3 separate regions of the Homo sapiens genome follow, and regions 1 and 2 are each linked to region 3. Evidence: chromatin loops called from intact Hi-C (ENCODE). Cell type or tissue: PC-9. All regions are shown on one strand. Each heading gives the region's core, and the rest is flanking DNA. Links, peaks and the distances in the headings are about the cores only. Region 1 overlaps LOC105369705 (a long non-coding RNA gene). Region 2 has its middle 30 kb from the start of BHLHE41. Region 3 overlaps SSPN-AS1 (SSPN antisense RNA 1).

Region 1 (10,130 bases), core at 3,028-8,027, 52 kb before region 3:
ATTCACATTTTGCCTATTTTTGTTTTATCTTCTTACTGCTGAGTTGTAAGAGCTTTTACTATACTCTGGTTACAAGTTCTTTTCCAGATATGTGCATTGAAAATATTTTCTCCTGTTTGTGGCTTGTGTTTTATTTTCTTTTTTGAAGAACAGGTTTTAATTTTATATAAAGTCCAATTTATAATTTTTTGTAGCTAATAAAGTTAATATTTGTGTAAATCACGAAGTATAGATATCCATTTGTTTTTAAGACTCTAAATAGCTTAGTATTTATAATTGGTCATAGTTCAGATAATAACAAGCACAGGACAAAAGCCAACAAATGTGCATTTCAAAAGCTTAATTACAAAACAACATATCTTAAACCAAGAGTTTTGAGGTTTAGTAAATGGGTCACAGGTGCAAAGTAATCATTTTCTAAAGCAGAAGATGGCACGATATATCCATGTGTCCTATCCACATTGTTTTGCATTTAAAGCCTTGAGAAGGAGTCTTCTAGATGGTTTGCTTAGCATTTGTTTTTCCACCTGTTGACTCCTTCCCAGGAAGAGATTTGAAACACATGCTGCTCTAGTAATCTGCTTACATGTGACTAAGGCTGTAGGATAGCAAAGTAACTACAGGCTAACAAAAGTAATTTTGTTGATATTTATTTGAAAACGCAGATGAATGGCAGTTTTGAAAATAATGTAGAAACATGCAGAAAAGTGACCTTCTAACCCTGTTATGTTGGACAGAAGCATGGTGCTTCTCTACACCTTGCTAATGTATAGGCAGATTAGGGACAGACAGCGTAAGAGATTTCATAAACTCAGCTGGTCATGAACATCATCAGTCTGTGCCCTGGGTGTTAGAGGACCTATGTTTGAATTCATCTCACTTTGACTTTCAGTGAATAAATTACCCTTTCTGAGTATCTGTGTTTTACTTTGTAAAGTAGGGATGCTACCTTTGATGTTTGTTGTAATCACTAAATGATATAACACATGAGGAAACATCTAATACATGGCCTTGTCTTATCTGCAGAGGGTAAATACTCGATAGATGTTTGTTGAATCTGAATAAGTTGGATGTTCAAGGTTGTTATTTAAACCAGAATATTCTATTAAAGCTACCACAGGCTGTTAGTACCTTATCTCAAGGTAGCCTTTCAGACTTCTCTGTTACCTGGCCAGGATCCTCTGGGAATGTACTACCAGATAGTCACTTTTGAGCAGGAAAAAAAAAGTCCTATCAAAAAATGAAGAAGAAAATATCAGACATAAGGTATTTCCCAAAGTGGTTTTCATCTCTTGGTGGGGTTTCACCTCTGGAGTAGGTTTCACACTAGGCTTCACACTTGGGCAGGCAGAGTAGATTATTTTGGCTGGGTGACCTTGGAGGGAGAGAAAAAAAAGCCATAAGGGAAACATTAATGAGAAAGAAGCAGAATGCAAGGTCAGAAAGTCAATGTTTTCTTATTTCACATTTAGCCCTTATCTTAGATCATTAATGTTTCAACAGATTTTTCCACGTCACAGCTGGAAGACCTAACATTCTGCTGGATACTATAGACAATTCAGAAACCAGTGTCTATTCTCTGCAAAGAGTAAGCCAGATAGATATAAAATAGTGATTCAGGACCAAAATGATTGACAGACCATGAGCATTTTAGAGTTCAAAAGGAAGCGATATGGAGAATGGGGCTGCCCATGAAGGGCTTCAAAACAAGGGTTAGAAATATGATAGATGTGCTCTCAGGGATGGTGAAGGGGAAGGATTAAACCTGGAAGGACACAAAGGAAACAAGTTTTCCCTGGGTCTTTAGGCCTTCATAAGTCTCTGTTCTAGTGTTACTCTACCGCTGTTACCCTTCTTGCTCTAATAAGTTGCTTTCTCCAAAACAAAATGGGTAAACTTGACATTCAACATTATGCTCCACTCTGATATCTCCAGCTATCATGTGGGTTCTTAAACTTAAAAAAAAAGTGCTATATTATTTTTCAAGTTCTCCTTTCCCCTACAGCCCTGGCATGAGTAACTGGGTGTGTGGGGCTGGAGGTAAGATTGAAGGGGTGAATAGGCATGACATGATTTCAGCAACAAAGACTTCGCTTCACTGAAAATTGTGTCTCTCCTGTGACACTGACCCTGTGCTTTCGATAAAGTTTATGGGTTTGTCTTCCAAAACTGATCATTTACCAGAGCCTCTCTCATCTCCAAATCCATAAACACATTGAAACTTTAAGATTGGACTCCACTTAGACTAATAACCTAGACCTCCTAACCCACAGGACTTCTAATAAGTAGCACATCAGCTCCTTCAATATCTACCTAGTGGGATCAAAGTAGAGGTTGTAGTGGAGCCATTGTGGGAACATAGTGGGGGTGGGGAATAAAAACACAGGCTTGTATCATCTGAAAAGACTAAGCCCAAAGAAGGAATGGAGGAAAAAAGAGAGTGTGAACATGAAGGAAGGTTCACTAAAGATACAGACAAAAAGAGCATTTTTAAGACAAGAGAATGAAATCTTACTGTTGGCAATACCCGTTCCTCATAGACAGGCTCTATCAATTTGCCCACTTTAGGGTAGCATTTGGTTGACTAGCCCCTCGTCTATGCAATACTTTCTTGTTGCTGGTATAAATCACTACTCTGGGTATATTATCTTTTGTTAGTTTCCATCCCCACTGTAGAACCTGAGGGGACAGATAGAGAACAGCAGCATAGGTAATGGTGTAGAGTTGAGATTAACCATGGCTTTGGTTGAGAGATCAGGTTTATCAATGTGGAAGACTCATGGGGAGAAACAATGGAAGACTCATTCATTAAGCTGATACTTGCAAAGCCCTCACTCTGTGGTAATACTACATGGAAAGACAGATAATAGAGAGAAAAAACTGAAGACACTGAAAAGTCAAAAAGAAGATAGAAGTGAATACATTTCCCTCTGGATCTAGGTAGTAAAGATGAAAGTATACATGTTAAGGAGGCCAGGTGCGGTGGCTCATGCCTGTAATCCCAGCACTTTGGGAGGCCGAGGTGGGTGGATCACGAGGTCAGGAGATCAAGACCATCCTGGCTAACAAGGTGAAACCCCGTCTCTACTAAAAATACAAAAAATTAGCCAGGCATGGTGGCGGGCACCTGTAGTCCCAGCTACTCGGGAGGCTGAGGCAGGAGAATGGCATGAGCCCAGGAGGTGGAGCTTGCAGTGAGCCAAGATTACACCACCACACTCCAACCTGTGTGAGAGAGCGAGACTCCATCTCAAAAAAAAAAAAAAATTGTATACATATTAAGGAATAAGTAATCTCAGGCAAACACTGGAGAGTCATTCATGAAAACTTGTACTGAGAATTCACTACCTGTCAAGCAGCTTTCTATGAGCTACAGAGGGGCTGTGCGATGAAGGAGAGGGGAGTGGGAGACAACAAGGAGTAAAATATAAAACCGACAGTCAAAGGGTTAAAAGCCTATGGGAGAATCAGATAAATAAATAAGAAAGTACCCTAAAACTTAAAGTATAATAATAATAATAAATAAATAAATTAAAGAAAAAAAAGTGAGTAAGGCTGACTTAGCTCCTGAGAGCTGGGAATTCAGAGACACTAAAGTCCTGGTATTCTAAAAAATAAAGTGATCCCTCTTGCTTCCAAAAAAAAAAAAAAAGAAAATAAAAAAGAAAAGTATAATGTTCCAAATGCCGTAGTAAAAATATATAAATCCACCCAGAATTCCCCTTCCCATTTCCCCCCAATCAGGGTCCTGATGTTGGCATGAGACCTGCTTTGGCTGAAAGTTTAACCACCTTTGAAGTTCAGTCCTCAGATTATCAGGCTGGGCTCTGTCTCTTCTTGCAGCTTCAGGAGATGAGGACTTCTGCATGAAAACAACAAAACCACTGGCTCTTCCACTTAGCATTCAATTATCTGTTACTCAGATATTTGTTGTGTTTCTGCAGGGCATCAATGGCCTTAGCAATCAGTATTGAGGAATATCATTATCCTTTTAGCTATAATTTCCTTTGTATGCCTCAGAAACCTGATACATCATACCCTCTAGAGCATTCTTTGCTATCAGTACACCTTCCCAGTTCACCACCAGTAAAAGTTTAACCATCAGATCAACACACTGGGCCAGGGGCTATCTGTGATCCACCTTCCACCAGCAATGGTATCCAGTACCCTCACTGCCAGCTGGAAATGAAACTCTAACTTACTGTGTATTTCCTAGGACTACTCTTAGATTGGGTTCTCTAGAAGGAGACACTAAGACACATTTTGGGGTCAAGCCACATATTATGGATGAACACGCATAAAGGAAGAACAAAGAAACAGGATTAAACAGAGAAAGCTGAAGATGACAGGTAGCTCAAGGGCTAAGATTCCAAGTCAACAATCCTGCAGTGGCTGAAACAACCAGGCCTTTAGACCCACTTTTCTCTGGCATGGATGTAGACCACTCCTGCAAGGATGCAAGGCAAGGCAACTGAGGCAGACCCTGAAGAAGATGACAGCTGGACAATATCAGCTGATCACACTGTCCACAATTGGGTGGCAGGTCATTCCTTGAAGGGGGATCTGGACAACGTACCATAGGCCTGAGCTAAGACAGAACGCAATCAGGAGATGATAGTTGATAGACAGACAGATTGACAAATGGATATAGAGATGTGTGTATGCATATATATATACACACACATATGTATACTTGCAGACCAGAGAGAAGAGGAAGGAGGAGGGGGAGAAGGAGAAAAGAAATTATGGAATAACATTAATATTACTTATAAATCTAGAAGATTAATTTGCAAAGATCAAGGATTATGTGGCTGGATATTTGAAGAAAACAAAGTATTTGGACATACTGGCCAGGAGAAATGTTTTAAGCCTTCTGACAGAATTTTAAAATCTCCCTAATGTTGCAGATCAGTTGGACTTTATAGTGTAAATTTACAGAAGGCCAGTCCCATAAGATTTTGGTCTTTATCTCACAGCCTCATATTGTCAAAGGCAGGTCCAGAGAACATAGTGGGTGCACACCATGGTTTGGGGGTGGCATGATAGATGTGGCTAAGTGCCAAATGGATAAATGTGTCTAGGATGATGGGGACATTGTTGTAATTGCTGACCACGGACTTTAAGTTGAATGGGGCATTGAATGGAGTCAGAAGGGCTCCTATGTCCTGGTGTGACAGAAAGAAATGATAAGTGATTTAATCTAGCAGAAGGGTAGAAGAGGATTTTTAGTTCTTATGAGTGAGTGGAAGAGAGAACAGATGGGGAGGTTTCAAGAGAAAGATGAAAGGACAAATTTGAGATCTTGATTGGGACATCTCCCATGAAAAGACCCAGGATAAAGCTATGCAGGTGGAAAGTTGGTATAGATCCGAGATGAAAGCTGTTAAAATTACATAAGGCAAGAGAATGTGAGGAATGTCACCATCATTGTCATCAAGATGCTTTTAGTAAAGCCTGGAATAATCAGATTTGAATTTCAGGTTCTGCACAGAGCAAGGTAGTAGATGCTATATCTGGCCACTAGGAATTTACAATCTGCCCCCTCTGGGAGGAGATGAAAACCAGTCTCCCCATTCCTGGAAAAAAGACCTCACTTGTTTTTTGCAAACTGAGAGGAACCAGGAAAACATTTTGGTTACAAGTATTAGCCTAAAATGCTAAAATATGTTGAAACCTACTTTGGCGGACTGAGGGACAGAACACATTTTTAAAAACAGACGTCGAATGGCTTCTTCCTCTTTCACTTTCTGCCACAGTGTCTGCTAGGCAAGGAAAATGACTCATTAATAAATTTAGCCCTGGAGGCCTGACTCAGACTCATTCAGAAACCTCTTAACAACCACCTCACCCAATCTTACTCTACTTTAGCTAATGATATTCTCCAGCTTAGGCTGTCAGAATTATGCCTTACACATGGGTAATGGGTTTTATAGCTTGTACTAGAAGTACGCTAATAGTATGAATTCACATTTTAGTGATGTTAAAGCTGAATGAAGTGAATCACCTTAGGCTAAACATCGAAGAGAAGATGAGATCATACTTCTTATCCCCAAAATAGCAAGTGTCCACAGCAAAGCACTTAGCTCTAGAGCAGACACTCCAGTTGATAGGTTAAGGTCTGAACCCAGTGACCTCACAGAAATAACTACTACCAAATTTGAAGAAGTGGTAGCAGCTCTTTTAATGAGCAATTGAAGGGTAGAAATCATTTCTTATGAAATTTTGTATTTTCTGTTCCTAGCACAGAACTTGGTAATAGATATTCAAAGCAGATGTTTGTTAAATGATTGAATAAATGAAGTATCTTAAATAACAATTTTTTGGTGATCACTGTCATCCCAGAGAGGAAATAAGAAAATGCACACTTTCTAGTTAAGGCAAACTGTGCAGTTCTCAACAGTGAACTGTGCTCAGATCTAAGTATCAAGGATAAAGAAATCTATTGCATTGCAGCTCTTCAGTATCCTTGATCTTATTCTTTTGATTAGTGTTGATGCTAATATCCATGTAGTTTCTGGAGCAGAGGTAGGGGAGGAGCTCAACAGGATTTCAAACAGACCTCCAGCTTCCTGGCTTGGGCTCCCCAAAGCTTCAACTTTTTATATTTATCATCGAAATCTCAGAAGTTTCTATGGCATCCTCTGTGGTGTTAGTCCAGGTAGAGAATCATTGTGTATCATTGAGAAGTCAAATCCAACCAATTCATATTTACTGGCACATCTATAAGAAAGTAATTGAAGAGTTACAAGGTATAGGCTTTGCCTCACGTGTTTTAATCTACCTGGGAGGAACAGATATGAAAAATATGAAAAGATGACAATAAAAGCTGTTAATAGCAATTCAAGCTAATAAATACTTGTCACAGGGCAACATATGACATTCATCTCCCCTTTTCTTGATTCCTACCAGACCCCAACTTTATTAAAGTATCCACTCCTCCTAGGTGATGTGGGGGAGGTTCAGGTGTAGGTCCTAATTAGTATAAGACTTAGCATGTTCATTCTGATTGAGCCAACATTGGTGACATGCCCACTGCTGGACCAGTAACGGTTGCAATGCTACTGCCAGCAATGGGCATGCGACTGATGTTGGCTCAATCAGACTGAAAGGAGAGACTGAGTCACTGCCTGGGGAGAGAGTTCCTGCTCTCTGCCACTAGGTATAAACAAAGAAGTATGTTGCCCTAGCTGCTTTTGACAGCCATCTTATGCCCATGAAGAAAGCAGACATAGGATGGCAGTGTGGAGAAAACATGGAGCATGTCCTAACTCAAATCAACCTCGGAGCATGTCCTAACTCAGAGCTCTTGCTGTGCGAGATAATAAATTTCCCTTCTTGCTTAAGGTGGTTTGGTGGGGGATTTGTTTCCAGTAGGATCTTGAGGAGACAATGACCAATTGCCAAATGCGTGGGCAGATAATAATTACTGTGAGAGTCCAGAATGAGAAGAGTTCACATCAGGCTAGAGTGGTCAGGACAGCATTCAGAGAAACAGACGCGTTAAGAATGAATAGGGTTTGTACAGAGGAAGCGGCAGGAGAAAAGCATTCCAGTCAAAAATCAGAAGATGGAGGGAGTTTTAGGAGCAGAAAAGGAGTAGGGAGTGCAGAGCTGGGAAGGCAGTGTCAGAAAAGACCTTGAACTCTTACCACATGAAAGTACCTGGAACCTTTCTATTTAGGCAGGAAGGCTTTAGGGGATCAAATTTTAACATGAGGTTTGAGGGGACAAACACCCAAACTTCAGCAATGGCTATACCCCATGGTTAGCACTGAGGTTGTTTTAAGGGAAGTCAAATAAGAGGTTGATATATATGCTATACAAAGAGCTGTTTGAAGTTGACAAGAAAAATGCAAGCAACCCAATAGAAAAATGGAGTAAATGGTTAACCATCATGAAAGGGTGCTTGAATTCCCTAAAATTATGGAGCTGCAAATTAAAGAATCAGTGAGGCCGGGCATGGTGGCTCACGCCTGTAATCCCAGCACTTTGGGAGGCTGAGGAGGGCAGATCACAAGGTCAAGAGATCAAGACCATTCTGGCCAACATGGTGAAACCCCGTCTCTATTAAAAATACAAAAATTAGCTGAGCGTGGTGGTGCACGCCTGTAGTCCCAGCTACTCAGGAGGCTGAGGCAGGAGAATTGTTTGAACCCGGGGGGCAGAGGTTGCAGTGAGCCGAGATCGTGGCACTGTACTCCAGCTTGGCAACAGAGCAAGACTCCATCTAAAAAAAAAAAAAAAAAAAAAAAATTAGTGAAATGTCAATTTCTATGGCAAAAGTTAAAAAGAACTCTACTACCTAGTATTGGTGAGCATGTAGGGAAAACTGTACTTTTATATATTACTGGAGAAAATATGAAGACTTACTTGCAGCCTTATTTAGTGGAGGCAAAATGACAACGTTTCTTAAAATTAAAAATACATATAGCCTTCACGCCAACCATCCACCTCGGTTTTAATGTTATAGAAATCAAACAGCAATACAACAAGACATAAGTACACAGATATATATTGCAATGCTGCCTGTATGAGGGGGAAGAAATGGGGAAAAAAGAGAAAACTCTTCAAAAGAAGAGAGACTGAATAAATTACAGAATATTATACGCCATCACAGTCATTTGGTGCTGTTGTCAGTTGACATGGAAAGATTTACATGGGGAATAATGATGGCTTAGATTTGTCTAGTGCTTACTGGGTGATAGGTGTGATTTCAAGTTCTTTACATATATAGGCATACCTCATCTTATTGCACACCACTTTACTTGCTTCACAAGTACCACATTTTCCCAAGTGGAAGATGTGTGGCAGCCCTGCATGGAGCAAGTCTATCAGCACCATTTTTCCAGCCATGTGCTCACTTCCTGTCTCTGTGTCATATTTTGGTAATTCTCACAATATTTCAAACTTTTCATTATTATTATATTTGTTATGGTGATCTGTGATCTATGATTTTTTTAAAAAAAATTTTTACTATTGCAGTTGTTTTGGGGCATCACAAACTGGACCCATTTAAGACAGCAAACTTAATAAATGTTGTGTGTGTTCTGCCTACTCCACCAACCGGCTGTTCTCCCATTTCTCTACCTTTCCCTCTATTCCCTGAGACACAAAAATATTGAAATTAGGTCAATTAATGACCCTGCAATGGCCTCTAGCTGTTAAAGTGAAAGGAAGAGTCACACATCTCTTACTTTAAATCAAAACCAGAAACAACGAAATTTGGTGAGGAAAGCATGTCAAAAATCAAGATGGGTCAAAAGCTAGGCTTCTTATATCAAACATTTAGCCAATATGTGAATGCAGAAGAAAGGTTCTTGAAGGAAATTAAAAGTGCTACTCCAGCGAACACACAAATTATGATAAATTGAAACAGCCCTATTGCTGATATGGAGAATATTGGAGTGGTCTGGAGAGAAGATCAAAGCAGCCACAACGTTCCTTTAAACCAAAGCCTAATCCAGAGCAAGGCCCTAACTCACTTCAATTCTGTGAAGGCTGAGAAGAATGAGGAAGCTACAGAAGAAAACGTTGAATTTTGCAGAGGTTTGCTCATGAGGTTTAAGGAAAGAAGCCCTCTCCATAAACTCACAGAGCCCAGAGTTATAGGGACAAGAAGCAGAGGTCTCCCAAGTGGGTCACTGGGAGTGATGGGAAGCAAGGCCATTCTTACAGCCACACTGTGTTTCCCAGATCCATTTATTCTACCTACTGGGGCCACAGCACAATACGATGGTCATTGATTTATGGCTGCTATTCTTAGCAAGGATTCTCCAAGATGATTAATCCCGAATGCCCTAAGGCATCCACTCTACAAAACGGATTAACTTTCTGCCTAAGAGTCTAGGGTAGTATTAGCTGTGGACCATCCTTGGAAGAAATAGGATAATGGAGAAAACAGTTATGCAAATCATTTTCGGTATGCCTTAAATCTCTCATGGAATTCTGATTTAAAAAGATAGAAGTTGTATCCCATATCCTACAAGGCAGCATCTCATCTATACAAGGTAATATCTCCAAGCAGGTACTATGCTTCTGAAAGACCATTTCACCATTCTACCTGGCTAGTAACTAACTTCTTGATGATGCGTTATGTGATAAGGCCAGGAGATTTTATGATTGTATGTCCA
Region 2 (10,130 bases), core at 3,464-8,463, 93 kb after region 3:
GAAAAATTCACACACTCCACGTATATTGATATTGTTTATATTGAATATTGCTGCTTGCATAATTTTTCAAAGTGACTGACAGCATTTGATGTAAAGATAAGTTTGCCCTGGCTGTTACTGTAAAATAGCAGAGTGATTTCTCTTGAAACCTAACACACTGATGTTATTTGTGTGTTCAGATTGCAGTGATTACTTTGACCTGCAAAGAAAAAATGCAAATTGACTTTAAAAATAAATTGGAAGCCCATTTAAGAGCAAAAGGCCATTTGGAGGGACAGGGGTAAATGAGGAATATAAAATAAGTGTTCATTTGTACACAAGGGCATTTTCCTGTTTTCTTTATCTTGATCAAATATTAAATATCATAGACAGAGTCACCCTATGTTATTGGATTCTCGCTTTGAAAATAGAGTTCTACCTATCTCTTGTAGCCTGGACCAAACAGTGCAGTGCCTGCTCCAACCAGGACAGATCTGGTTCCAGCTTCTCACCCCTTCTCCACTCCCCAGACCTTTGTGCTGAAATTTCCCAGTCTTGCCCTCAGTGGCTGATAGTGCTTCAAGGAACAGGTTCACCCAGACCTGCAGAATCATCTACAAATGCTCATCAAGAGGCAGATGTCACAGCCAATCCCCTTCATGGTCCAGACTCTTACAGAGAGGATCCCTTCTCTAACAAGGGATCCTGATCAAGGGCCATCCATTCATTTACCCATTCAATGAATGGATACTGTCTCCCAGGCACTGGGCTTGGTACTCAGGATGCCACTCAGGGAGCATTTGCTGCCGCTCGAATGCTAGAGGTGGGCTTTTTGTTTTTATTTTTATTTTTTTTCATTCAGCCAACATCTGCCTCTTTGTAGGTCCTGCTTCCATTTGGGATTCTGTCCTCTGGAGACGAATATTAAAAAATCATACCTATTCCTGCATTCACACATCAGCCCTTCTGCCTTTGAAAACATAACCATTCTCATGAATGGGTGCAGATTGAATTCTACTTCTTAAAACATGAGCCACCCTGGAACAGCTTCTGCCATCATCCAGAAAGACAGAATCAGTGATGGCTCAGTGGGGCATCCCCCTTGCACTGTTCTACCTGCCCCACCTGTGGGATCTTCATCTGAGTGCACACAACCCATCTTTCCAGACCTCCAGGACACTATGGGCTCTCCTGATGTTCTTCTGGTGGCCAATCTTTAGTCTGGTCATGCTGCCTAGGCATCTTCCCTGCCTGTTCCAGTTTACTCGTTTTTCCCACCATTGTTTCTAGGGTATTAACCAAACTCCTGCCTGCATGACTAAATTAATTTGCTGGGCAGAGAGTTTGCCTTGGGGCCCCTCTGTGGCCTTAGATGACCCCTTCTTCTGCCCAGGACATGTCCCAGCAGGGTCACACCTCTCAGCCCTTCACCCTCTGTCAATCTGTCACAACCCATGGCTGGTTCTGCACTCCAGGCAGCTCCACCTCCTCTCCCCATCCAGCCTGGCCAGGGCTGAGTAGAGCCAGGCTCCAGCCATGGGCAGAGGTCCCTTTCCTGACCCCAGAGCTGGTCACATGGCTGCTGTGCCCATGAGGAGTCTTAATGAAAAGCAACAGGGCAAAGGAGAGCATGGCCTAACCTAGCTCCTGACCAGCTGTCTCTGCTGCTGTCAGTCGCATTGGAAGGTATCCTGACCCCAGATCTCCTCCTCTGTGCTTCTGAGCTTGACCACACAATGGGCTCTACTGGCAAGAGCAGGTAGCCAATGTCCTGCCCATGGTATGAGGCCAACCTTGTACTAGCATTCAGCTGAGACTCACAACACCTTGCTTTAAAGGAACCACTGTGTGCAGCTGGCAAGCCAGAGACTCTTAGACACAAAGCTAAAAGGGGTTCCAGGGGTCTGCTGCAGGAGCAGCCCTGCCCTGAGGCACCTCAGCTGTGTGTGTGCAGCAACCCTCTACCCAGCCTTCCCCAGCCAGGACTCATCTGCCTCTTCTGGTTTTCAAAAGAATTGCTGCAGACTATTCAGAGTCGACCAGCAAAATCAGAGGGACTTCCTGCAGATCCTGTAATGCAGGTGGTAGGAGTTCCCGTCACTCAGAGCCTGAGGTGCCATGACCAAGCAGTCAAGCCTTCTCAGTTCCTACCAGGTTGTTGTCTGGGGAGATGGATGTGGCTAGGAAGGTTGAGTCTGTTTACAGAACTTGGGCAGGCTAGGCCCCTACGCTGACATATTATGGGGAGGAAATGCCCATAGTGGGAAGTAAGGATTCACAAATTCAAATGAATCAGAAAGAAAGGAAAAGGAAAGAAGGGAGGAGGAAAGGAAGACAGAGAAAGAAAAGAAAGGAAGGAAGGATGGGAGGGAGGAAAAGAAAGAAAGAAGGAAGGAAAAAGGAAAAACAGAAAAAAAGAAAAATACATGATGAAGTGGGAAAGAGCTGAACAATGCATAGGAGTTAGCATTTAAGATCATCACATCAAGCTACATGAATTAATATCCTACTTGTGTCTTTTGAAATAATTAAAATCAACATATTTTCTGCCTCCTAAAACAAAACCTATTCGCCATTTCTAGTTGCCTTGGATTTGGTAATCTAAGGAAAAAAAAAAGACAAAAGTAATTGCTTCTTTATGATTACTTTACCACAGGTCATAAGGTAGATAATGAGATTTGTGGGGTTTTCCCTATAAAAATACTTTGAATCCTAAATAAAATGTTAAAAGGAGAAATGAGCACATTGCCCATCTGGAACCAAGAAATAGCTGATTTCTTCATAAAGAGGCCATATAATGGTCAAGACATTGATTTTTGTCCCATAGTTTAGGGTTGCCATAGTATCACTGAGTCACTTAAATCTAATCAAAAGCTGGGAAATATTAATTTTGTCAGAGCAGAATGAAGCAGGGGTATAGAATATAGCCATGAAGTGTCTAGACACAATTAACAGGAACTTCAAAGTCACCTTGACCATTATTTCTAGTGTTTTCAGCCTAGCGCAAAAGTCTGGGTATGTGTGAGAATTCTCCCAGATTTTTTTTTAAAAGAAGCAAAATTTAGTCATCTGAACATCCTGAGAGTGTCAGTGTGGCATTGATAATTGTGAGTACAGTATATCCAGTGTGAATTTTTGTAGGCCTGAGGATGAGTTGACCCAATTTAAATGGACCAAAGTTAATTCACTCCAATTTACTCAGAAATGCTTATGTATAAAACCAAGACTCCAGGGTCCAAGAATGAGAATGTATTTCCCAGTAGTCAGTTTACTTTATTAATGGTATAGAATTAGCCATCAAAGAACTGCCTTCCACATGATCATTGTATCCTAGACAGTTGCAAACAAAAGAACTTGCAGTAAAATCTGCAATCACTTAGTGAAGTCAGCAGCCGCTTTTGTTAATTATTAGCCAATACAAAGTTAAGGTGCTATGAATCTGCACCCGGAAAACCCTACCACAAACAAAACAGCACTAACAAGACGGAGCTGAATGCCATTCATCTGGAGACCAGAGTTGTTTTTACTAAACATGAAAAAACATCTGAAAAGAGCTACCTGTATAGAACAAAGTAAAGATCCCTGCTCTAAACCTTTTCCCCCAATACATGATACCTCAAATTTACCATTAGAAATGTATTTGTTTAAATGAAAATGGTACAGTGTTCCACACACTAGATTTGGAGTCAGACACCTGGATTCTAAAACTCAGGCACCACAGGCAAGTCCTCAAATGCTACGGGCCAGTTTCCTCATATGCAAAAGGGTGATACACAAACCTATGCTATAAGCCTCACAGGGTTGTTTTTCACGTCCAGCTATGTCTCGCTGTGTCCTCTACAGCAACCGTACTTCCTGCCAACCACCTTTACAGAGTGTGTCTTCCTGAGCTGCTCTCTATATTTGTCCCTTCTAAAAATCATTTTCTATGAAACTTCCGTCGCAGTCAGCAATGTGTCAATTGTCTGGAATCTTTCTTGTCATTGTCAGGGGTTTCTCCACATCACGTTTCACTGTCAGTGAACATTCCAGGCGATGACCAGTGGAAGAATCCGCGGGCCTTTCTGAGCTACTCGGTTGCTTTGTTTGTTACTCAGCCTTGATGAGGGACCTCTTCAGCCAAAGCAAAAACAGGTGGTGTGAGGCTAATTATCACTCTGTGGTCCTCCCTTTCTCATTTCCCCTTTTTGTCTTTCTAGTCATGCTTTATTTGCATCTTTACCCCACCATTCGAGGTAGATGCCATCTCTGCTCCCTCACACCCAGGCTTAGCACTTCCTTTCCCAAGTTCGAATGAAAATACTGTGGGCTTTCTAACGCTGCAGACAGCGGTTCTAATCCTGGCTCTGGTATTTGTGAGCTACGTGATTAACGGTGACTTCTCTGAACTTGTATCTCCTCATCTGTGTAAACGGAAGTCATGTCTACTTCACGGAGTTCTGGTGTGAACTAAAGGAGATTATATTTGTGCATCTTAATCACATAAGGTGGCCAAAAAATATTAATTTTCTTACTCCTTTAGATATGCTTTCTTCCTTTTGTTCTTTGTCATGTCTTACTTTCATTCTAAGATTCTTTACCATCAAAGTTCTTTGAACTTTTCTTTCTCAATCCCCTCCCAATCTTCTTCATCATCTTTTCTCAGCCCTTTGAGCAAGCACTTCAGCTGAATGGTTACACACAGGAGCTTTTGTCTGAGAGAGGTGAGATTCAGAACTCAGATCCTCTACCTGCCAGCTCTATCACAAGGAAACTTCTGACTTGCCCTGTTCACTGGGGCTAACAACAGGGCTCACCGCACAGGTTGCTGTGGTAACAATGCAATGGTACCTGGGAAAAGCTTAGCAAAGTGGGCTTCATGTGCAATAAGTGGCCATTAATGTTAGCTCTATTTTTTGTCCCCCTGATTCATTATTAAATCTTGCTCTTTCCTTCACATTTATCATGAATGATTTGCCTTCATGTTCTTCTAACTTCAAATTTCCTCTTTCAGATTAACTCTTCCTCTTTCCGCCAAATTACTCTCTGGCCTACACACATATTAACAAAACCAACCAGTGGTCATCAGTCTATTACTGAGGTGCCTAAAGACTCTTTTTTAAATGTTAATATACCTATTGCTTTTGAGGCTTTCAGGTTGTGTGCCATTACCATTTAAGGGTAACGTGAGGGTCACTTTTATGTTGTTGAAGGTTTGATGATCTTTCGCTCTTTTCCTCTGTCCACAACACCATCCCCTTCCATTTTCAGATACGTGCTCCCATCTTTGTCATCTGCGGCCCTCCTTTCTGTGTTGGTAATTGTTTCTTCTTTAATTTTCACCCTCTCATCTTCTAATTCACCTTTCCCTGATTAGTCTGGACAAGTAACTTTAACTTGTGATTCACTATTATTTCATTTACCCAATTTAAGAAGAAAGAGGTGTTACCCAATGGCCTTTCTGTATACCACGAATACACTAGTTGTAACTTTAAAAGCAGCCAACTGACAAGTTCTTCTCATTTGATATTCATAGAACATGGTTTTGCTTTTTTTCCCCTAAAAAGTCGATATTCAATAAAGAATAGATGTCCTCTAGTAGTCTGATAGAGATCTAGATATCACTCCTAATACAGTTTCCCATTATAAAAATTAATCTATCCTGAGCTCCACAGATTGTTTTCTCTGTCATTACACTGTCATGCCCAGCTTCCTCACCATACACTACCATCACCATCCCTCAAACCCTGGGCCCAAACCCCACTACTTTCTCATATAATTCTGGTCCAGGATCTGATGTGGCACCATGTTACTGGGCCCAATTCTACTCTGCCCTAGACCTCTCTGCCCCTTAATCTGCATTCTGATCATACACAAACAGAAAACACTCCAGAAGATTCATATTAACAATAATCGAATGTACAGTAGATACTGGGTTCTCAGCTGAAATGTTTACCTACTTATCTCAGTTAATCTTTATAGGTACCATTTTATTCCCATTTTATAAATTAGAAAGGTTAAGTAACTTCCCCAAAGTCCCTTAATTAGTCATTCCCTAAGTCATTTAACTAGTGCCAGAACCTGAAGCCACATTTGTCTGATTCCAAAGCCTGTCTCCTTTCTGCTTAGTGCCCCTTAAGAGGAATTGGTGAAGGAGGCAGGGAGGATCCCCCTGAAACTCTACAGAGTTTCACCAAGGCCCTGCTGCTAAGATTTCAGGTGTCATACTCTAATGCAGTGTTGATCTGAACATGGAAATCTATCTTGCATCTATAGGTTGTTGCTCAGTGCAAGGCTCTGAGCTAGGTACTCTGTGCAATGGTGAATAACACACATGGTCTGTCCTCAAAAAGCTCACTGTAGAGTAAAGCAGCTTGGTATTCCAGATCAACCGAGGGTGAGTTACAGAAAATCTTCATGAACCCTGTCATCTTTTGACATATCAGGGACCTAAATGAAAAGTGAAAAATATAGAAATGGGCCTTTTCATAGTACCTTTTTGAGCAACTGCTCGGGTTCAAGAGAAATATGCCCAAGATAAGGTTTTTGCCATAGGTTTTTTTGCACATATCTGCTCTAAATGTAACCACTACAAAAGCAAAGGATGAAAGTCTTTCTGAGGCTACTCCAAGTTTTTCCACAAGGGGTACCCCATGACTGAGTTCTTTCATTGAGCAGAACAAATGTTCAGAGGCACTGGACTTCCTTGCCTTTGGCTGCTTCAGGAATCGTAGCTCATAGTTCTGTTTCTGGGCTCATCCATCAGGAGGGACCATAAGGTACTAGTTCTCCCAACTTAGACTTTACTATGAGAGCTAAGCACACCCACAATATTCCTGATGATTGGGACCACTGGGATATCAGCTACTCAGCACTCAAGAAGGACCAGAACCCAGAATTCGTGGAAGACCTTGCAGACATGCAACAAGAGTCCAGAAGTTCCACCACCTACAAAAACGGTTGTGCCCTTCCAACCACACTGACTGCAAGCCTCTGTAATCACATTTTCTAAAAATAAACCAAGGCTCAGAATGGTGTCACCGCCAGTTCTTCTGTTTATTCATTATTCATTTATGCACACATTCATTCAAAAAATATTTAAGTACTTAGTGTGTGGCAGGCACTATTCTAGGTGATGGAACACAGCAGGGCATGAGTCATTCAAGGTCACTGCTCTCATGGAGCTCAAATTCCAGGAGAGGAGAAAGGAAATAAGAAAACAAATAGATAAAATACTCTTAGACAGTGATAGGTACTTTGAATACTCCAATAATAATGAAGATTATAATAATACTTCAATAAAAATGATGATGATAATATTAGCAGCGAAACTTACATAGATAGTGCTTAATAAGATCCAAGTAGGGTTCAAAGTGCTTTACATATATTAACTCGTTTGATCCTCACAACCCTATGAGAAATGTGTACTACAGCACTTCCATTTAACAAATGAGAAAACTGAGGTTTAGAGGCTAAGTAATTTGCCTGAGTTTCTGAGAACAAGGGAATATGACGGAGAGTGGTGATATGGGCAATGGGGCTTACTTTAGATAAAACAGGACAGACTTCTTTTAGGGGATGATACTTCAGCTAGAACCTGAACAATGAGAAGGAGCCAGCCTTGGAATGCTGTGGGGGAAGAGCACTCCTGGCAGAGGGAACAAGTGCTACGGCCCAGAGGCAGCTACACAACAGGTGTGTTTTAGGAAAATAAAGATGGCCAGCATGGCTGGAATGAAGTGCTAAGTCAGACAATGGCAAGATGAAGTTGGAAGGGAGGCTGCAGCCAGATAAGATAGGCCCTTACTGGGCATGGTAAGAGCTTGAGTCTTCTTCTAGGAACAACAGGAAGACGTTGAAGGGTTTAAGATGGGAAGTGATATGGTACATACATTTTAAAAATATGACTGCCTCCTGTGTGGAGAGTGGACTATGAGACACAGATAAGGAATGAACCAGGGAGAACAACTAGAGGCTATTGCAGGGATACAGGTGAGCAGTGAGGGTGATGAGAACAATTGTTGCAGTAGGGAAGTGGTCAAGATATGTTTTGGAGGTAGAGTCTGCATGATTGGCTGTTGGATTAAAATACAGTGATAAGGGAAAGAGAGATGGCATTTATAATTACTATGGTTTTACCCTGACATAGTGACTTCTAAGAGCCAGTTCTTAAATTTTCAGGAATTTTGCAAGACAGTTGCTAAACATAGCCATTATTAAAAATTAAATGTTATAAATTTATAATTAAATAAATTATATTAGGCAAAAGTAACGCATGCCTAAAACTTATCACTTCCTAATTGTTTTACTTATACTACATTTTTATTGTTATCTATGATCTTGAGGTTATTGATGGTTACATATCTGTTTGGTGGAAATATTACATAATGGTAAGCTGCTGCATATCTTTCCTGCAAGCAGTGGCCTCACATCGGTTGCTTTAAATTAGCCACGGTGGGAGTATTTACACCATGGAAAAGAGCAAATGTGACAGATCAGGGCTTCTTCACTTACTGTTTTGTTGATTGCCTAGAATGAAGAAAATGATGAGGGAAATGTCAATAATGCAGATTAGACTTAAAAGTGTATTGTCTTTGTAGTCACTGAATTATGAATAGCACAAAATATTGAGAAATTCTTCTTTCAGGATTCAAAAGTATTATCTGGTGTGACATCTCTTTCCCCTCCTTCTCTCTTTCAATCTAGGGACTAAGCATTATCCAAAAGCAATGGTTAAATTACCGCATTGGATGAGAAAAATTCTAGTTGCTTTGTTTTGTTTTTATTTTCTACCACGCAGGGGCACATGAGGAAGATTAGACCAGGTATGGACAAAATTTTAAGATATATTTTTTTTCTCCACATGTGGCATAGTGTGTTAGTAAATTCTGCAGCCCTGTTACAAAAAATTTGTACTAGATCCTCCTGGACCACGGTAACCTTTATGCATGCTGAGGGTCAGGTCTTGTCATGCATAGGTAAATTAGATCCTCTGCATGAGCTAAACTGCAAGCTCCATGGGGGCAGGGAGCTTTGTCTGTTTGTTCACTGATTTACTCCCAAGAACTCTGAATAGTGCCTGACACACACTAGGTATTTAGTGTTGAATGAATAAATGATTTGTTTTTCATTGCAATAGCAAAAAATGTATGTGAAAGGGTGCCTCAGAAAAGCTTAGGACCCAATTGAGGATTTTAAGGGGGCAGTTGTGCTGGGTAACAGCAAGAGAAAAATAACACAATGCATGTGATTTTTTTTTTATGGTTGAGAAGAGATCTAAATAGGGAAATAATGCCAGTTCTAATCTAAATATTTTGGAATGAACTGTAACTTCCTTCAGTTTCTCTCTAGCCTCTCCAAAAGGATTTAGCAATGTTTGGTGGTTTTGCCTGGGTATTTTAACAAAAGCTGATCTCATGCTGGCATTATAGCACAATTTTTTTTTTCCAAGAAAACCTGCTCAAAAGACTAACAGGGCACTCAAGAGTTCTCTGAGAGAAGGAACAGTCATAGAAATATTAAAATATAGACTTGCCCCTTTTTTTCCCTAAGTTCCACCCGAAAATCCCACCAAAATGTGCCATTCCAGTGTCTGAAAAGCAATGCAGAAGAATTTCTGTATCTCAAAAAATTCTGGAAATGATTGTTACAGCAAGTCATTTCTCAACCACTGTTCACACTGGCCGATGAATAGCATTCTTGAGTTCTCCAGTGAGCAGAGCCAAACAAGTGACTTCAGACTTCAAAATCCCAGGAGTGATTCTGGCCTGGCTCTGACTTTCCCAGAGGCAAAATTATCCTCCTGCAGAATACATCACAAATCCCAGTAAGGACTGTCCCTTTCCAGGTCTTAAGAGAGGGCTAAAAAAATCAAAAGCCTTATGCCTCCTTCCAAAATCCACTAGCACTCACAGCATTTGGCTTTATGCTGGTTTATGACAAAATATTCTCAACTGTGGGGTCTCAAAGGTTTCCCTTAAAATATTTTTTAGTAAGTGAATACATTATAATGATGCAGATGACTCCCCAAATTAAAAATGTACAAGGATTTGCACAAAAAATTTTAAAATGCTTTTCATTTGGCTTCTGTTTTAAAAGCATACTTGTAAATGAGCTCTTTTTGAAGGATATATAAATTGTATGTACAGGACAAAGAAACAATGTAGTCATTC
Region 3 (10,130 bases), core at 3,112-8,111:
TTTAAGTAAACGCAATTTATTACTTTTTAAGTTTTAGAATAAACTAATAGTCCAATCATGAAAAGCATAAACATAATCTTAAGTTACTATTAATATTATGGGCTAGTCACTCTTCTAACCACTTTACATGCATGGACTCATTTGTTTCTCACAACAACACCATGAAGTAGGACCTATTTTTCTTCATCTGTAAAATACAGATGAACAAACTGAGCTACAGATAGAGTATCTTGCTTGACCAAATTTAATCAGCTAAAGTGAGTAGAACCAGGTTCAAACAAAGCCAGTCTGCTACAGACCCTTCTCATAACCATGGCACTATCATATCTTAGAACAGAATGTAAATTTTTTTTTTTTTGAGACGGAGTCTTGCTATGTCGCCCAGGCTGGAGTGCAGTGGTATGATCTCTGCTCACTGCAACCTCCACCTCCCAGGTTCAAGAGATTCTCCTGCCTCAGCCTCCCTAGTAGCTGGGATTACAGTTGCCCACCACCACGCCCTGCTAACTTTTTTGTATTTTTAGTAGACACAGGGCTTCACCATGTTGGCTAGGCTGGTTTCGAACTCCTGACCTTAAGTGAACCGCCTGCCTTGGCCTCCCAATGTGCTGGGATTATAGGTGTGAGACACCGCATCCGGCTAATGTAAATATTATTATCCTTGAAAATATAAAAATAAACGTGTAGTGGATAGAAACTAGGATTCAGGAAACAGAGAAGTGATATTAAGGGAACAGTAAGAGTCACGATATCTTCATCTTGTTTGGCTAGTATTTTAGCTTTCTCTTGCTACATAACAAATTACCACAAACTTAGCAGCCTAAAACAACACTCATTATCTCCTAGTTTTCGTGGGTCAGACGTCTTGGCATGAACCAGCTGGGTTTTCTGCTCAATGTCTTGCCAAGCTGCAATCAAGGAGTCAGCCAGGGCTGCACTCTAATCGTAGGTGGGGGCCCTCTTCCCAGCCCACTGACTGTGGTAGATTTTCAGCTCCTTGTTGTTGTAAGATTGGTGTTCCTCATGGAATATTCCAGAGGCAGTTCATGACATGGCTGTTTGCTTTCTTCCAGGCCAGCTGGAAAGCATCTCTGTTGCTTCACTTTCTTTTAAATGACTCGCCTGATTAGGTCAGGCCCACCCAGGACACCTCCCGTTGATTAACTCAAACTTAATTGATTAGTAACGGACCCTGCCCACACTTAAAGGAAAAGGATTACACAAGGTATGCACATCAAGGGATAGAAACTTGGGGGATCATCTTAGAATTCTGCCTACTACAGTTAGGAATCAGGAAAATGGCATCCAAGGTTTACAGACAAGAAATAGATATTTAATGATATTCTTTTTTTTTTTTTGAGACAGAGTATCACTCTGTCGCCAGGCTGGAGTGCAGTGGCGCGATCTCAGCTCACTGCAACCTCCACCTCCTGAATTCAAGCAATTCTCCTGCTTCAGCCTCCCGAGTAGCTGGGACTACAGGTGCGCACCACCATGCCCAGCTAATTTTTGTATTTTTAGTAAAGACAGGGTTTCACCATTTTGGCCAGGATGGTCTCAATCTCCTGACCTCAAGTGATCTGCCTGCCTCGGCCTCCCAAAGTGCTGGGATTACAGGCATAAGCCACCGCACCCAGCCTATATTTCTAAAATAAAGATTAATTGAATAAAGATTAATACCATAAAAACACCTACTTGTAAGAATGACAAAAAAAGAAGAAAGTATGTAATACTAGTAAATGTTAGGAGGAAGGAAGGAAGGAATTCAGGGGTTGAATGCGAGCCAAGTTAGTTCTCAGCCTTGATTTCACAGCAGAATCATCTGAATATCTTGAAAAATGACTAATAACTTAGAACCCGCCCAAGACAAAATAAGTCAGAATTTATAGGGGTGGGGACAAGTTATAGATATGTTTTAAAAGCTCTTCAGGTGATTTTAATCTGCATCCAGCTAGAAAACCTCAGAGCTGAATCTTCATCTTTCTTAATAGAGAGGTCATTGGAATTCCCCCCAACCTAAAGTTGATAATAGAGATATAATCATGTTATTTGGAATTGTGAAAACAACCATCAGAAGCACTACCTCCAATGAAGAGTGGGGCTGGGAAGTTTGGGAGCGTAGAATTAGCCAATTAGTGCTCAGTCCAAATCTGCCTGCACTATTTTTTTTTAATCATCTGCATGTATTATGTTGACTTATTTAAAAAATATTTCAGGTGGGTGCAGTGGCTCATGCCTATAATTCTAGTACTTTGGGAGGCTGAGGTGGTCAGATTGCTTGACTTCATGAGTTCAAGACCAGCCTGGGCAACATGGCAAGACCTCATCTCTACAAAAAAATACAGAAGTTAGCCTGGCATCATGACACGCACCTGTAGTCCCAGCTACTCGAGAGGCTGAGGTGGGAAGACAGCTTGAGCCAAGGAGGTTGAGGCTGCAGTGAGCCATGATTGCACTACTGCACTACAGCCTGGCAAGAGAGCGAGACCCTGCCTCAAAAAAAAAAAAAAAAAAAAAGGAAAAAGAAAAAAAAGGTTTCAGAGCTTGTAGTCCCTTCAACAAGTGAAAAGTCAACACTTCCTATATGATTAGCACTAAAACCTTACCAGCCAATATGACCTAGCTATTATGTGCTTTTCTTTAAAAACACATGCCCTAAACCTAATGAAACAAGTACTGGGGTTTGTTCCTTTGGTGTAGAAATGCACATAATTTTCATGCTATCTCATTTTTTAAAAATTCTGCCCCCTCGCCACCCTTTTCACTTCCTGTGTCAGTAAGCATTAATTCAGAATAGCTTTTGTATGCATTTCCTATTGCTGTAACAAATACCACAAACTGGATGTCCAAAAACAACAGAAATTATCTGTAGTAGTTTGATAGTCCACAAATCTGAAATTCATTTCACCACCCTGAAAACCAGGTGTGAGTTGACAGGGCTGCAGATCTTCCAAAGCCTCTAGGGGTAAATCCACTTCTTGCCCCTTCCAGCTCCTGGTGGCTGCCAGCATTCCTTGGTTGGTGGCCACATCACACCAATCTCTGGTCAGATTGCCTTCTCCTCTTCTGCGTCAAACTCCCTCTGTGTCTCTCTTATGAGGATACATGTGATTGCACTTAGAGCCCTCCTGGGTAGTCCAGGATAACCTCCCCACTTCAAGATCCTTCACTTAATCATGTCTGCAAAGTCCCTTTTTTCCATATAAGGTAACATTTACAGCATAAGGTAACATTACAGGTGCCCCTAACCCCCAGACCACAAACCAGTACAGGTCCTAGGCCTGTTAGGAACCAGGCCACATAGAAGGAGGTGAGCGGCAGTCAAGCTAGCAAAGCTTCGTCTGTATTTACAGCTGCTACCCATTGCTCACATTACTGCCTGAGCTCTGCCTCATGTCAGATCAGTGGCACCATTAGATTCTCATAGGAGCGCCAACCTTATGGTGAACTGTGCATGTGAGGGATCTAGGTTGTGTGCTCCTTTTGAGAATCTAATGCCTGATGATCTGTCACTCTCTCCCATCACCCCCAGGTGGGACCATCTAGTTGCAGGAAAACAAGCTCAGCACTCTCACTGATTCTACATTATGCTGAGTGGTATAATTATTTCATTATCTATTATAGTGTAATAACAATAGAAATAAAGTGCACAATAAATATAGTATGTTAGAATCATCCCAAAACCATGACCCTTCTACCCCCTCCATGGAAAAACTGTCTTCCACAAAACTGATCCCTGGTGCCAAAAAGGTTGGGGCCCACTGATTTACAGGATCCTAAGGATTGGAACACGGATATTGTTGTAGGACTTCAGTCTACCATTATTTTTTACATTTTTAATCATTGAGCTAGCTTCCAATGTCTGTTCAGATGAAGGAAATATATCTGAGGTGAAAATGAAATTTTAAAATCTAATTTATTTGGAGCTCTGGAAACACTATGAAAGGAAAATACATGATAATGGGAAGTGTCCGTATTTTTCAGAGTTAAGTATTTTATTTGTCTTGTTTATAGTAGATTCTCCTATTTTATGTAGATCTCCCTATTTTATTTACTATTTGACTTCTGTTTTTTACTCTTAAAATATTTTGTTTCATTATATCTTTCTTTTAAGTTGGTAAAGAGCAAATAAGATGAACTGAATATACCTACAAGTAATTCATGTTTTCATGTATTCTTTGCTAATAACTACTCTGTTCAAGACCATCATAATTTTCTTCAACATTAACTTTGGTTTTTTAAAAAAGATATTTGTTTGCCTTCTGTACATATTTGCTTTCAACAACAAGAAGCTCTGTGGCTATGAAGTCTGTTTACTTGTAGTCTCAGAGAATACCAGGTTTTTAAAACTCCATCCTTTCAGAAGAACAGTATTATGTAATTTTAGCCATATTGGATATACTCACAGTTTGTAATAAAAATAATCCTCCCTTTTCTTTCAGATTTGTCCGCCTCTCCTGTTTAAAGTTTTTGAAAGAAAATAAAGATGGAAGGAAGGAAGAGAGGGAGGGTGGGAGGGAGGAAAGAAGGAAGGAAGGAAGGAAGGAAGGAAGTCAGTCAGTCAAAATAAAAGAAGTATTTGAAGGAATTTCATAGGTCAACACCCCAAAACGTTTACTTGCTCCAAGAACTTTCATTGACTGTGTCTTCCAGGGTGGTGCAATGTCTTTGGACAAAGAGAGACCACTGTGGTTAAGCACGAGGGTAAAACTGAAAGTTCTCCTCTGGGTCTCAGAGGGAGGCTTGGTGCTCTGAGTAAATATGGATAAACCACGCCACTTGTAAATTACTGGTTTTTTGTTCCTTAAACCAAGTTGTGCCTTCTCTTAATGGATATGTAAGTCCAAGGGGCTTAGTGAAAAAGCCATCCAGCTTTTTCTTCCCTATTGTGACCCTGTTCTGGTCACGAAGAAATGTCTTAAATGTTGGCTTTCAAAAGTCAATGTCCAGCATGACTTCTGTGTGAATGGTGCTGTTTCATTTCAGGTATTAATTTTATAAAACGGTTTCCAAGAAATACTTAACTTATTTTCTAATCTAGCCCTTCCTTTTATACTTCTGAGAAATTGTTCATCTTTCTAAATATCCAATTTGTAGTAACAGTCAATTATAAAAACATAAAATATTTTGACAACTCAAACTGTGTCTCTGCCCACTCATATATCTTCCCTGTGTTTATGTCTGGGTATATATGTGTGTGTCACATGTGTGAGTGGGAAACACAGGTGATAAACTTCATGTCACTCTACTGCTTGCAAACACTCCAATGGCTCCCAACTTCCTTACAGTGGCTTGTAAGCCCCTCTGCAATCTGACAGCAACTGACCACTTCATTCCCGTGCGGTAGTAGCTGGCCCCACAGACACTCTGATCAAGGGACCCATGTCTTCTTTCTGTTGCTCTGATTGCCCAGCCTCATTCCTGGGATTGGCATTTGCCGTTCCTTCTACCTATAATGCTTTTTCCCCATATTGTTGGCTGGCTATCATTTATTATTCAGGTTAAGGATCAAATGGCATGTCCTTCCCTCACCATCCTTCCCAATATTGCCCTACCTCTTTTCTCTCTTCTGTAAGAGCACCCTCTTCATAGCACTTGCCCACTATCTAAAATGTTCTATTTATTTGTCTTTTCATTGTCTGTCTCTCCTTCTGGATGTAGTGAGCTTGTCTGTTTTATTGGTCCTATATATCCAGCTCCTAGAACAATGACTAGCACAAAATAGGTATATTAAAGCTTTTACATTTCCTTTCCCTCTTGCCCTCATTTCTTATCCTGTGACCAAGAGGAGAAGCTCAGATGACTCAAAGATCTATAGATCCAGTGATAATAAAATATACCTCATGGCAGAAGATCAAGGAAGGGCTTGGAGTGCTAGGATCTTGACAAAGGCTTGGGGGTTGGTGACGCAAACACCTCCTCCTCTACCCACCACGTTCCCACTCTACCACTCCAACCTCAGCTGACCAAGCAACATCTTGGTCACCTCTTCCCCCAATTCCACTTGGACTATGGAGCACATCAATGATTTAATGATCCAGGAGGTACTGGGCATTTCTAACAGAGGCCCTTCAGGCACAGGTGATTAAGGAAGCTGGAGAGATGGTGCACATTCCTCCAGCTTTGGTACACAAGCCCTGCCCTCGCTCACACCCTGGGCTGATGTGGTGAGTCACTCCAGGTAAGGGGTAACACAGGGCCAGAGGCGACAGCAGTGAGGCCTGTGTTTTTCTTGCTTCAGAGCAGGAGAGTTGAAATGGAAACTCCTAGCCACACAGAACTGGGAGGCAGGGAGCTGTGAAAGTGGTGGTCCAGTCTTTGCACAGGCAGAATTACTTTCATTATTGCTCAATTTGAATTAGGTTAAAAGCAGATAGATTATTTTTAAGTCTCTTTTCTCTTTTCAGTAGATATCGCAAAGTCTAGAAATTGATATAATTTAAAGGTAATGAAAAGAAAGTTCAGCAGCTGCATCATGTTTCATGCTGTCCTTTCCTTCTCCTGGGGTGGGCCTCGCCCCCTTCCTCCAGTCTTCTGTTGTGTTGCCAAGGGCACTGCTCAGAGTGCAGGAGATGGTTCTGAGGCCATGGAAGGCTTCCCCGAGCTCACTTCACATTAGCCACTTACCAAGATAAGCTGGAGCCGGGTCCTTTTTTCAGGTTGAGCAGGTGAAGAATGTTTCTAACTGTTCCGGCGGCATGGCCGATGATGGTGCTTATTTCTGTTGTACCTACGGACTCCCACGTCCAATGTGTGTTAGCTTTAAGTTGCATATTTGGTCGCTCTCTCAAATGCAGTGGGGAGGGCTAAGACCTGATTGTTTTGGAAGGAGTTTACACAATTAACCAGGTTCTCCATTCATTATGGGTGTTGTGTGTTTGCACTGGTGGTTGTAGGAAAGACAAAGAAAAAAAAATCAGAAACATGGGAAGGTTTTCCTGCCGCATGATTTCATTAGCAGGATCAGGGACTCCCAGATCACTCTTTTTCTTTCCAGCATAAAACGGCCTTCAGAAGGTTTTGGCGTCAAGCCAATTAATTGCCATTGGAAATTGTCTTTAGATTCCCTCTCTACTTTCCACTTCTTCCTTGTGTGCTAGTAATTATGTGATATCTCCTGAGACTTCCACTGCAAACTCACTGAAGGCAAAAGCACTGACACGGAACCGGAAGGACTGAGGATCTGATGGAAAACAGAAAGTCCCATTACTTGCCCACTATCCCTTTTCATGCATCATAGTGGGGCTGGCTCTGAAATCCTGGGGCTTTTTAGAAGTCCCAGCATGTATCTCCCCTGGAGGACCAGCCCATCTTTGAGAAGGGCATCACCAATGGCACAAGAAGAAGGCTAAGCAGAAATATTGAATGCTTATTGGCAATAGGGGCATTAGCAACAGAGTCTAAAACCCAATTCCACTGCTGAAGACTTGGTGGCAGGAGCGCCACTTCCTGTTGTAGATCTGATGACACAATGAGAAAGCACAGTGCATACTAGGCTAGTTTCAGAGAGGACTCATTATATTAGCCAGAAACTAGACTTTAATGTAAAAGTCTGAAGCCTATCAGGGATTTCTCTAGGAAAGCACACTCTGGAAACTGCTCTCTATTTCAGTGTTAACTGCAAGCATGCATGCCTTCATGGTTACAGCTGAGTTTAGGTACAGGAAAAAGGATTCCTCGCGCTCTCATCAAGCTGTAACTCTAGTGTTCCTGAGCACCTAGTCAAGTATAATAAAATAATTCCCCTCCTCTTCCATCTCTAGCCCATATTTTCAGATTCAAAGATGAGCTGGGAAACAGGGTTGATAACAGGTAATGATAATGATAAGCACAGATTGCGCCCTTAGAATGTTCCAGGCACTCTTCCCAGCGCATTACAGAGACAAACCCATGTATGCCTCACAATGACCCTATGAGATGGGTGCTCTTATTACCCCCGTTTTATGGATGAGGGAACGAACTTGGGTATAGAGTAGTTGAGGAATTTGTCCACGTATATATATAGCTAGTAAATGGTAGCAAAACCTAGGCTTGGACACGAGGCAATATGACTGGTCTCAAGTCTGTTTTTAACCACTGAACCACACTGTGGCAGGCGGGCAGCTTCCTCGGGGATTGCAGTCGCCAGTGTTACATAATCAACACCAAGGGCTCATTCTTAAGGAAAGAGGCTGTTTGGTCTGCCCCTTACTGTTTTCTAGTCACGCTTACAGCTACCCTTCTTCAAATAGGTCTTGGGTCCCCCACATCACCTTTTCCCTTTCTTCATTCTCGGAGAATATGAGTAACTTCCATTTTATTTACTTCTTTTATTCTAAAAAATAAATATAGAAGAAAAATCCTGGGTATATTAGCAAAATAAATGTCAACATTTTGCCCTGTCCCAGAAAAAAAGAAAAAATAATGAGTTATTGCCTAATATCCTTGAGAATACTGGGCAGGGGTTTCAAACCTGTTGAAATTAGGGTTTATACATTTGCAGATCCCAATCAAATAGGAAAAAGAAGATAAATCATAAGACAAAGAGTAAAGGGGGGAAAAGGAGGGGGAGAAAAACATATGCCAGTTTTAAGCCAAGAGTTTATGTTAATAAGAAAAAGAGTTGAGGTGAGTGAGCCTAAACGAGTCATCTAACCTCATCTGGCCTCAGTTTGCTTTTCTGTAAAATACACAAGCTGGACTGGAAGGAATCTGTCCAGCCCTAACATAGTGATTTTAAGATAAGAAGTAACTGCAAAGGTGATCGAATTGGGAGTAAACTAAAAGAGGTTGTAATGATATTTCCTTTTCCCTTTTCATACTTTTCCTTATTACAGGAAAACAAGTATAATAGATAACTTTTGACTACAAGTAACAAGACCTAAAATTAAGGGCAGAAGATTTTAATATATTATAATAAATAGGTAACATTTGACTCTAAGTAACAAGACCTAAACTAAAGAGCAGAAGATTTCTCACCTTTGCTAATGTCAAGGGCCATGACTGCACTGGGACAACAATGCCCAGAGGTAGAGTGTGGATGAGGGTATAATCTGGGGGTGGAAGAAGAGAAGTATCCCTCAAAAGTACACTAAAATCCAGTAATTTCATAAAAACCCCACCTGAAGCCTAATTCCTCTTACAAAAGAGTCCATGACCTTCAATAAATCCTAAGTTTGCCAGAACACAGCGTGAAAACCTTAGTGCCTATCTTTAAGTACCTCACATGTTCATTCACTCTGACCTTCAACTCTTTTTCATCCAGAAACTCTTTTGTGTTATACGAGGAATGAATGCAAAGCTCTGTGGGCAGCTATCCAAGGGTTTCCATGCTGACGTCTCCTTGGTCCCTCACCCTAGTTTTGTTTCTTCTTCCTCTGCATGAAAGAAAAGCAGAGAAAGAGTGAACTTGGAGTAGGAGGGGAGGTGGCTTGGGGTCAAGCGTCGTGTTGGCTATGCCCTTCTTTTGACCTCATAGATCCACTACTTTTGGAGCAATGACTGTGGCTTGGAGTGTTTGTTCATGGTCTGATCAGATCCTGTGACATTTCTCCCAAAGGCAGGAAGGCATCTCTCCCCCAGCAAGATTGTTTGGTCCTGTCTATATTTCATGTCTATTTTTAATTCACCAGGAGGCTACAAATCTAAATCTCATCTATCTTAGCTCTTAAGGGTACCCAAAATGACAATTTATAGAACTCTACATTTAGGTTTGAACAGAATAGCCTTGCATTTTAAGCCCACTTCTGACACCACCCCATGGAGCCTGGGGCAGGCAATGTGGCCTGGTAAGAACAGCTTTGGAAAAGGCCCCTGAAGGTGTTGTTTCTTGGATTCCAGGGCTGACCTTGACTGTCTGGACATGAATCTATAAAATTTGAGGAAACCAGTTTGCTCTGCACCTTCCTACTGTCACACAAAAGTCCCTACCAGGGCTTTGCCAAAGTCCAGCTCTTATATGGAACCTGAGTTACTACTGGTGCTGGGCAGGGCTCAGGGACAGAGCTTAATGGAGGGGCAGGAAGAAAATAACTTGGCCAGCTGCATTGAAGAAAGTAGTCATATATATCTGTGCAAACACTTAATTCATAAAACCTACCAGAGTCTCAAAAACAAAGATGGTGGGATTTTCCTTTCCAAAGTACACTGCT

Evidence for each region. Peaks named below come from ENCODE experiments on the same cell type or tissue, not always from the same donor. Only the 100,000 strongest peaks of a DNase experiment are listed, where the experiment ranks them.
Region 1: it touches region 3 in a loop (5-fold over the local background); 2 of 110 quality-filtered maps call a loop at or near these places.
Region 2: a loop joins it to region 3, with 4 times the contacts of the local background. A loop is called at or near these places in 2 of 110 quality-filtered maps.

The regions. Positions count from the first base shown.
Region 1 is chr12:26,294,855-26,304,984 of GRCh38, reverse strand. LOC105369705 (a long non-coding RNA gene) reads right to left here. Exons shown (of 6, transcript XR_007063249.1): 3 at 6,560-6,720; 4 at 3,792-3,862; 5 at 1,132-1,375. Among named protein-coding and RNA genes, the nearest start is that of ITPR2-AS2, 19 kb to the left of the region's middle. In PC-9, for the core only: a CTCF peak has its summit at 5,621; DNase peaks (open chromatin) are centred at 5,454 and 5,794; H3K4me3 peaks cover 1,686 bases; H3K27ac peaks cover 2,037 bases.
Region 2 is chr12:26,150,470-26,160,599 of GRCh38, reverse strand. It overlaps a transcript of SSPN not described here. Among named protein-coding and RNA genes, the nearest start is that of BHLHE41, 30 kb to the right of the region's middle. In PC-9, for the core only: a CTCF peak has its summit at 6,555; DNase peaks (open chromatin) are centred at 6,659, 6,999 and 7,899; H3K4me3 peaks cover 495 bases; H3K27ac peaks cover 2,151 bases.
Region 3 is chr12:26,242,670-26,252,799 of GRCh38, reverse strand. The region is part of intron 1 of SSPN-AS1 (SSPN antisense RNA 1); the gene reads left to right. Among named protein-coding and RNA genes, the nearest start is that of SSPN-AS1, 24 kb to the left of the region's middle. RefSeq lists enhancers at 2,035-2,204, 5,539-6,738, 7,354-7,533. In PC-9, for the core only: no CTCF peak of the experiment used is centred there; a DNase peak (open chromatin) is centred at 6,079; H3K4me3 peaks cover 1,702 bases; H3K27ac peaks cover 4,381 bases.